2 separate regions of the Homo sapiens genome follow, and region 2 is linked to region 1. Evidence: chromatin loops called from intact Hi-C (ENCODE). Cell type or tissue: ovary. All regions are shown on one strand.

The links. Peaks named below come from ENCODE experiments on the same cell type or tissue, not always from the same donor. Only the 100,000 strongest peaks of a DNase experiment are listed, where the experiment ranks them.
Region 2: a loop joins it to region 1, with 5 times the contacts of the local background. A loop is called at or near these places in 1 of 110 quality-filtered maps.

What each region holds. Positions count from the first base shown.
Region 1 is chr7:4,079,556-4,084,555 of GRCh38, forward strand. It overlaps SDK1 (sidekick cell adhesion molecule 1), which reads left to right. Exons shown (of 45, transcript NM_152744.4): 22 at 1-29. Among named protein-coding and RNA genes, the nearest start is that of FOXK1, 600 kb to the right of the region's middle. In ovary, no CTCF peak of the experiment used is centred here; no DNase peak of the experiment used is centred here.
Region 2 is chr7:4,186,394-4,191,393 of GRCh38, forward strand. All of the region lies in intron 35 of SDK1 (sidekick cell adhesion molecule 1), which reads left to right. Among named protein-coding and RNA genes, the nearest start is that of FOXK1, 490 kb to the right of the region's middle. RefSeq lists enhancers at 218-963, 3,645-4,525. In ovary, no CTCF peak of the experiment used is centred here; a DNase peak (open chromatin) is centred at 2,865; H3K27ac peaks cover 368 bases.

The DNA of each region.
Region 1 (5,000 bases):
CCATCTCCAGGTGGATTGTTGAGGGGCAGGTACGTGTGTCGTTAGACTGGGAGCTGGCATTTGCGAAGAGCAGTGTTGGGGCCTGTGAATGAGTGGTACCCCTGCAGATGATGGCTTGGGGTGTCGGGGAGATGGGTGTGCTTGGAGAGGGAGAACCAGGGGCTGGAGATAGCCCAGATACCAGGGCAGAATGTAGGAAGACAAAGAACAAGATGTCAGGCCGGGGTCCTACCAGGTGATAAGACAAGGATAAGAAGGGTTAAAATGAAAGTTGTGATTCAAAATAGGTACCCAAAATTGGATAGTGTCGTTGATTGAGTTTTTAAAAATTCTATATCACAATTAGCTACTAAATATACTAATAGGATTAATTGCTTGGTACAGCTTGTGTGTCATTAGCTATGCATTCATTCAACAATATTTTTAGAGACGATTGTTCTATCAGCAGGCACTATTCTGAGCACGGGGGCTATTGCAGTAGACAAAGCTGGCTGAGTTTCTGCTGTCGAGGAGAAAAGTGCTGTCTGGGAAAGAAAGACCTCCAGCTGTGGGAAAGCTGTTATATTTGAGGGACAGCGAGGAGGGTGGGTGCTGGAGGGAGGGGAGCAAGCCCTGCGGTGGCAGGGAGTGAGTCTGGGGAGAGCTGGGGGCGGGTTCCACAGGACTTGAGAGAGTGGACTCCGCCGAGAGACTTCCGGTCCGACTCCAGCTGTGCAAGTGCTGGAGCACGCAGGGGTCCGGGACAGTGCCAGGCTTGAATAGGATCATGCTGGCATTGGTGAAGCCGTGCAATCTGCCACTTCCATGTTCCAATAAAAGCAGGAGGAAAAAGATAAAGGGCCAAATTATGAGGAGTAGTAAAGTTTCAAAATAGTTATTATCTGTAGTAAAATCCTTGTGGTTTTCATGACTGTACTTATGCTATACTGCAAGACGATCCACTCCTGGAAATTGGCCGTAAATTAGGGAACAAATCCTATCTACCTCTTCAAAAGTTTCATTAAGCAAACATTTCTGAAAGTCTAAGGAGGATCCTGAAGGCGCAAACCATCTGGATGGGACTGACCCACAAATGGGGCTGGAACAATTATTTACTTAGGAAAAATAGCAGTAGAGCCCTACCTCACATCATCACACACCAGGGACTGTTGTGGCGTTGAGGGGGTGGGGAGGGATAGCATTGGGAGATACACCTAATGCTAAAAGACGAGTTAATGGGTGCAGCACACCAACATGGCACATGTATACATATGTAACAAACCTGCACATTGTGCACACGTACCCTAAAACTTAAAGTATAATAATAATAAAATTACAATAAAAAAAGAAAAAAGAAAATCAGTCTTCAGCAAATGAAGACTAAATTGATGAAAGCAAACTTTAAAACGCTTAGGATTAAATATAGGACAAGAATCACAATGTCTCATGAAAACCAATTCTACTATTAAAATCCATCTGCAGAAGTAGCCAGGCAATACTTTTAGGCCCGCAGAAGCACGCGCTGTGGTCTTTGGTGTCTGACGATGCCGCATAGCTGAGGCCAGGAGGCAGCGCTCTCTGCAGGCTTTAGAATGTGGTGTTACGCTAGGGCTAGGCAGGCCACAGCGACAGAAACGCCAGCGTCTTCAGGGCTCAACATACAAAAGCTCATCTGTGCATCCAGGCAGGCCTAGGAGTGGATGACGCTCCTTTGGCCCATGTTCCGTTGCCCAGAACTTGGGCAACGTGGCCCTGTGTCACTGCAGGAGAGTCTGAGAGTGTTGCATTTCAGCTCATCTGGGAGGGAAAGACAAGGAGTGATGTGGGGACCCTCACCACAGTTTCTTGGCCATAGTATCCTAGCTTTATGTCATACAACCTGTTTCTTTAATTTTTTTTTTTTTGAGACAGAATCTTGCTCTGTCGCCAAGCTGGAGTGCAGTGGCGCCTTCTCAGCTCACTGCAAGCTCTTCCTCCCAGGTTCAAGTGATTCCCCCTGCCTCAGCCTCCCGAGTAGCTGGGGCTACAGGCACCCGCCACCCACCCAGCCAATTTTTTGTATTTTAGTAGAGACGGGGTTTCACCATGTTAGCCAGGATGGTCTGGATCTCCTGACCTCGTGATCCGCCTGCCTCGGCCTCCCAAATCGCTGGGATTACAGGCATGAGCCACCGCACCTGACCTGTAAAGAGGTTTTACATTTTTAATGTAAAACATCTTAAATATATGCAAAAGGAAGAATAGAGTAAGCCCTCTTATACCCATCAGCAAAAGTCAATGATCCTCAAGATTTTGCTGCATCCATCCATCCCTGGTTTTTTATTGGCGTATTTTGAAGCATATTTCAGACCACATGTCACTTTTCCCCCATACACATCACACATGTGTCTAAAATGCCTGTTCACATGCCAATATGGATGAATTTCACAGGCATAATGTTTAACAAAAGGAAAACCAGACCCCTGCTTGGAGCATATACTGTGTGATTCCATTTATAGAATGTTCCAAAACAGGAAGAAGTAATCTTTGGTGTTGGAATAACAGGTTTTCCTGGGACCCTTGTGGTTACTTACCGTGGGGGTGACAGTGACTGGGAGGGGGCCACCTGAGGAGGGGGCGTCTGGAATGGCAGGAGTGCTGTCTTTTGATCTGGGTGCTTATTTTGTGTATACACCAGTCGTCTGTGAGCTTGCCTGTATGTCTTACTTCAGTGAAAACTTTGGCCAGGCGTGATGGCTCACACCTGTAATCCACACTTTAGGAGACCAAGGCAGGCGGATCACTTGAGGTTGGGAGTTCGAGGCCAGCCTGGCCAACATGTGAAACCCCATCTCTACTAAAAATACAAAAATTAGCCAGGCATGGTGGCGCACGTCTGTAATCCCAGCTATTCAGGAAGCTGAAGCAGGAGAATCGCTTGAACCTGGGAGGCGGAGTTTGCAGTGAGCTGAGATCATGCCACTGTACTTCAGCCTGGGCAACAGAGTGAGATTCTGTCTCAAAAAAAAAAAAAAAAGAAAAGAAAAGAAATTTTTACATGAAAATATGGATGTCTTTTCTCATGATACCATTGTCACACCTGATAAAATTATTATTATTTTTTTGAGATAGAATCTCACTCTGTCACCCAGACAGGAGTGAAGTGGTATGATCTCGGCTCACTACAACCTCTGCCTCCTGGGCTCAAGCAATCCTCTCATCTCAGCCTCCTGAGTAGCTAGGACCACAGGCGTGTGCCACCACACCAGCTAACTTTTTATATTTTTGGTAGAGACAGGGTTTTGCTGTGTTGCCCAGGCTGGTCTCGAACTCCTGAGTTCAAGCGATCTGTCAGCCTCGGCCTCCCAAAGTGCTGTGATTATAGGCATGAGCCACCGCACCTGGCAATTTGAACATTTTAATATCATCTAATAGTCAGTTCACACTCAGATTCCCCCAAATTTTCCAAAACATCTCTTTACGGTGGTTTTGATAAAAGTAGGATTCACGCAGGGTTCACACTATTCATTTTGTTGTCATGTCTCTCAAATTGTTAAAAAAAAATGTTAACAGCTTTATTGAGTTGCAATTGACATACAGGTTTAAACTGCATATATTTAAGATGGACAGTTTGACAGCTTTTGACTTAGCTACACATATACACACACCTGGGAAGCTGTGACCACAGATGAGATAATGAACAGGTTCCTCACCCTCAAAGGTGTCCTTGCAGCCCCCACTATCCCTCCCTACCAACCCTCCCCGTCCCCACAACCACTCATCTGCTTCCTGTCACTATAGGTTACAGCTCTGTTAATCTAGTGGAATCCCCCACTCTTTTCCCCCATGCAGTTGCCTCGTTGAGAAAACCCAGCCAGTCATCCCATGGGACATCTGCATTGGAGATGCACCTGGTTACATCCTTGTGGGGTCACTTGACCTGTTCCTCTACCCCGTTTGCCCTGTAAACTGGAAGTTCATTGCAAAGAACTGGTAGATTCCATTTCCACTCCTCCCTCCCTCCCTCCCTCCCTCCCTCCCTCCCTTCCTTCCTTTTTGCCTCCCTCCTCCCTTCTTTCCTTCTTCTCTCCCTCCCTTCTCTTGTCCCTCCCTCCCTCCTTTCCTTCCTTCCTTCCTCCACCCCTCCCTTCTTTCCTCCCTCTCTCCCTTCACTTCTTCCCTCCCTCCTTTACTTCCTCCCTCCCTTCTTTACTTCCTCCATCCCTCCCTTCCTTTACTTCCTGTCTCCCTCCCTCCCTTCTTTCCTCCCTCCTTTCCTCTCTCCCTCCCTTCCTTCCTTTCTTCCTCTCTCCCTTCCTCTCTCTCTCTGTCTGTCTCCCTCCCTCCCTAAGACTGCTTCCCTGTTACTACAGCAGGGTGGGGGCACGTAGGTCTAGTCGCCCCACTCAGGGATGCTAAGTTGGGTGGCAGAGCGTAGCAGCCTGATGCCTACCTTGTGAATTTCTCCATCAGCTTTTTATCTAATGGTCTCATCCATCCATGATCTTTGCCTGAATTAATTATGTTCTTAGGATATTCAAGATGATAATTTTATATTTCTATCAGTCTTTCCTCATTTAGCTGTTGGAACTCTAAAAAGAAGCATCTCTGCTCATCCCTCAGACTATTTAGTTACTCTCAAATGCAGGAAGGCAGAATAAATGCTTAATTCTTTTCCCTTAATTACCAGTTTCCAGGGTGAGGAATTGGTCCCCTGGTTACTTCCAATGTTAAATAGATTTTTCTTTCTTTTTCTGTCTTGTGATCTCTTTTGCTGAGTATCATCATGAAAGCATAGGTTCTTACCTGTTCAGTGGGTTTCAGTCACCTGCAGTCATTATTCTTTTTGAACCTAGAATTGGCCTGTCTTTGGCCTAGGGAGGCTTTCGTATCCTGGGGCTCCGGCATGAGGCTCCACTCTTTGATGACTTCCTGCCTCAAGCTGAGATGGAGCCATGCCTGCAGGGCCTTGGTTTCATGAGTGTCAAATGCTGTTTAAAGACGATAACCTGAGCACCAAGGTGGATCTCCTCGCTCCCAGC
Region 2 (5,000 bases), 110 kb after region 1:
AGGGTCGCTCTTTAGCCAGAGTTAGTGGCAGCTGCCCCAGGACAGAGCCTCCAAATAAAAAGAGGTGCTGTGTCCCCACATAGGCCGCCTCCTTGGAGCCTGTGGCCTCGTGGTTCCCTCGACCCTTAGCTCGTCCCCGGAGCCGGCTCGCCTTCCCCACCTGCTGAGCCCTGCCACTGATGGTTTAGGTCACTCGGCGGTCCTGGGGGCTTCTGGGGCCTACAGCTGGGAAGCTGGGTTGGGGTGAATCAGGAGGAAGGGCTGCCGTCAATGAGTAGAGCCCCCCGCTGCTCCAGCTTCCTAGGGAGAGACCAGAAGCCCCCAGCCCACCTCACTAAGCCCTCAAATGCTGTGAGCATGCCTGCTGTCTGTCCAGTGAGTCTAGGAGGTGCCTTGGAATCTCCTGGGCCCGTATAGACAGTGCGGGTACAGGCATGGCCCTTCTTTGGGGAGGAAGGCGCCCCTCCTAGCCTCCTCCTCCACGGGCCTTCTCCAGTTCTTGCCCTGTGCTTTGGGGTCTAGTAGTGGCCAGACCTGGGATTGCCACCCCTGGCATCTGTAGCCTCCTTCTGGGGGCTGCAAGTAGTAGGGGCTCCAGCATGTCTACCTAGGAGGGGCTCAAGAGCCACACTGTGGTTCGGAGTGGGGCTTGGGACCCATCTTGACTGTGTTTGCAGTGTGGGTTGTGTGCATGTTGGGTGTGTTATGTCTGTGTGAGGGACTGTGAGAGAGGACAGGTGGGCTTGCTGCTACATGAGGCACGGGGGCCAAGTCCAGGGATGAGGCAGGGGGCACCTGAGGGAGTGGGGAGGGCTGGGTCCCATGTGGGGGTAAACCTCCATAGTTAACCCACGGCATTATTACCATTATTTTCCATCATCCAATACATTTGCACAAGACTATGGGTCCAGCACCTTGCTATTAGAAATGAAGCTACTCTGAACACTGTTACAAATCTTTTCCAACGTCTCCAATGCCTGCCTTGGGATAAAACGCTAGAAGCAGAACTTCTGGTCCAATGACATGAACATTTTTCACCTTTGAAATACTTCAGCTAATTGACACCCTGCAGCGGTGACCAGATACAGGGCTCAGGTTGCATTCCTCTTTCCTCCTGCTTTTAAATCTTTCCTAGTTTATTAGGCAAGAAGGTATCTCATTATTATTTTCCTAGATGGGCTTTTAAATGACTGGTCTGTGATTAAATGCCTGCAGAGCTCATGGCTATTTTTTGCATGGGGGTCTGTTACAAGGTAAACTGAGACACAAAATGTTAGAAGAGTTTATTCGAGCAGACAGCAATTCATGAATCAGGCAGCACCAGTCCAAAGGTGGTTTGGGGTTCTGGGAAGGGAACACAAGGGGAACGTTTTTATGGTGTGAATGTGGGAGCTGGACAAAGAAAATACTTGATAAGAGTATGTTGTTGCCTTCTTCAGTCTCAACTGTTAGAAAATTCCTAGTTGTATTGGTTTTCATGCTGCTGATAAAGACATAGCCAAGACTGGGTAATTTATAAAGAAAAAGAGGTTGAACGGACTCCCAGTTCCACGTGGCTGGGGAAGGTGAAAGGCACGTCTTAAATGGTGGCAGGCAAGAGAGAATGAGAGCCAACCCCTTATAAAATCATCAGCTCTTGTGAGACGTATTCACTACCATGAGAACAGCATGGGGAAAACCACTCCCATGATTCAATTCTCTCTCGCTGGGCCTCTTCCGCAACATGTGAGAATTATGGGAGCTACAATTCAAGGTGAGATTTGGGTGGGGGCACAGCCCAACCATATCACTAGCTGTATATCTGCCTTTAGTTGCATATCTGTCCTCAAGCTAGTTGCTACAGCCAACGTCCTGAGGTGCCCTCAGTAAGTTGTTGGCGGCTTCTGATTGGTTGGGCTTAAGTTTTATTTTTCTTTAATATGGGCATTTACAAGAAATAGCCCAGGTTAAGTTTTGTTTAGGTTTGCAGAACCAGCAAGGTCAAGGTTGTCTCCACGGCTTAATGGGCTTTGCTCAGGGGATTCTCAAGCCTGGTCTCCATTTTATTTTAATGGGTCTTAGTGTTTTGTGTTGATTTCTTAGAGCTTCTTATATATTAGGGATATCATGTTTGATCATGTCTATGGCAAATACTTTGTCTTTAATTTTATTGTGTTTAAGTGGTTGTGTGCTCAAACCTCCATATCTGAGGCATCTCTCCTTCCCATTTTGAGACCAAGTAAATATTCACCCAGATATTTTTTCATAATTTTCATGGTTTTATGTTTTCCATTAAACTCTTTCATCAAAAAAAAAAAGAAAGAAAGAAAAAAAAAACTCTTTCATCCTCCTGGAATTAATTCTGGAGCCTGGCATGAAGTGAGCTTCTAAATGGATCATTTGTTTCCAGAGAAGTTTTTTCCCCCGAAACCATCTATTGATTTTTAATTGCTTTGTGGTGCGTCTTAATCATGGTTTAAATTCTTACACACAGTCAAGTCTGTCTGAAGACATTCCTTCGTTCCACAGACATCTTTACTGTTGCCCTAGTACTTCTAAAGCTTTCATTTACATCAGTTTGTTACACATTTTTTTCATGTTTAGGAGGGCTTGTCTTATTCCTCTTTGTTTTCTAAAATTTCTCAGCCATTCTATGAATTTTACAATCATTTTGGCAAGTTCTTAAAAAAAAGCAAATGCTCCTGGGATTTTGATGGAAACGTATTAAATAGTAAAGGGATTTGGAAATCCTCGCCGTCTTCCTCCTTTTCGTCTATTCATGCTTGCTCCCGGGAGCTGGCTGTCCCTCTGGCACGGTGCTGCTGGGCTGGCAGCGCTCCTGGTGCAGGTCCTGCTGTTGCTTGTCAAGTCATTCCTGGCAGTTTTATTGCGGCGGTTGCTGTGAGCCTGGGTATTGTAATGGCTCGTCCCTGCTCTGCCCACCGCCAATCGCAGCTCAAGGCTGAGGCTCACATGGTTACTCAGGCATGTTAAATATTAGTCCAGCAAAAAGAGCAACATAGGTTTTCCCCAAAAAGCGAGCCAGGACTTGCCTTTTTTCCACACCCAATGGGGAGTGGCTGCCCAGCTCAGATGAGAGCCGAGTGTCCAGCACTGTGGCCTTTAGCCCCGCAACTTTCACCAAAAACAGAAGACAGACAGATACCCATGCTCAGCATTTAAAATCACTCGGCCGGCCAGGCATGGTGGCTCATGCCTGTAATCCTAGCACTTTGAGAGGCCAAGGCGGGTGGATTACTTGAGGTCAGGAGTTCGAAACCAGCCTGGTGAAACCCCATCTCTACTAAAAATACAAAAATTAGCTGGATATCGCTTGAACCCAGGAAGCAGAGGTTGTAGTGAGCCGAGATTGTGCCACTGCACTGCAGCCATGGCAATTGAGTGAGACTCCGTCTCAAAAAATAAATAAAATAAAATCAGTTGGTGGCTTTAGGTGGTGTTTGGTTGTTCCTGGTGTACATGTGGCTGTGGAAGACAGAAAAGTGTCTTGAAAATATCTGTTTGCTGTTTTTAAGAATGAAAAAATTGTCGTACAATATGGGTCCCACCTTTCTTCTAAGTGCTCCAAGTTTTTAATTACAGTTGGTTGGAATGAGAGAAAAAAAAAAGCACAGCTTCTAGCTGTTTCAGCTCCCGCTAGTGACAAATAAAGCCAGTCCTAGTGCCTATTAAGTGAAATTAAAAGGCTTCAGTGACGCCAGTTTGAAAACATGTGTTTGTAGGGAAGAGTGAATGGCACCTGTTTACAGGGTAATTAACGTCGCAACCCCGACTCCACAGGCTGCACTGTCTCATCATCGACGTTCCCAGGGCTCCCTGGGTAATTATTAACATATCACGCGATAATGACATTGTGCAAACCACAGGCCGCCCCTGTCATTTCTGCGGCCACAGTCTCTCCAACTGATGCCGGTGGGCTGTGCTGCGTACAGGGCTGTCTACACGGTCCTGGATGATGGATAAACATCTGCCGAAAGCCTACTGTGCTGGTCACAGATGGTCACCATCCCCTGGGTGGGAACCGTTGCTCCGTTTCACAGATGAGAGTGATGAGTCAGCTTTATCCGGAGTCCGCAGGGGGCTCCCCGGGCGCTATCCCACCCTCTGGGCTCCAGCTCGTGTTGTTTCAGACGTTCCCTTCAGGCACAAATGCACTAAGAAGCCCTCGCCAAGGAGTGCAGAGTGGAGAGACTGTGGGATGCAGGTGCCTCCGCCGTGGGGGATTCTCCAATGCGCTGCACCCGGCCCACAGCAGGCTGTGCACAGGCACTGCTGACTGACTGGGAGCTTGGCCCACCCCTTCCCCATGCCAGGGAGTATTTCAGAATTCACGGCTTCCTTCAGGCTCTCTGCAGCATACGCTATCCCGGGACAGCCTCTTGCCAAAGGGCGGGTGATAGGAGCAGCTTCTCAGAGAGCTCCCAGGATGGAGCTGTGGTGCCCCTAGGCAGACACAGCCCCCGAGGGAGGATGGGCTTGACACCAGCCTCATCAATGCTGGGCCGGAGGGTGGAGGGCGGGGAGGCTCCTTGCCCACAGGTGCGAGCCTAGCCAGGCTTCTCTGGGCGGGGGCTCTCAGGGAAGCCTCTGGGGCCTGTGTCCACCCATCCTCTACACTTCTGCTGGGGTGACCCTTGTGAAATGCAAATCCCATCCCCTCACTTTCTGTTTCCACCCTTCAGGGGATCCCTGTTATGTATGCGGGAAAAATCAAGCTCACTCCTGAGACTGGCCCCAGGGACTCTGAGGTCCTGCCAGGCCAACCCCGCGGCGGTCACAGTGGGTGTCCTCATGGCCCCCAGGCCCTCCCCCGCCGCAGTCACGGTGGGTGTCCTCCTGGCCCCCAGGCCCTCCCCCGCCGCGGTCACATGGGTGTCCTCCTGGCCCCCAGGCCAGGGTTCCCTTTCGTGCTCAGGCTTCACACGCACAGCCCGGCAGATGCCCAGGAGACCTTGGTGGCGGGCTGGTAGTATTACTCATCTGACGTCCATCACTGTAGA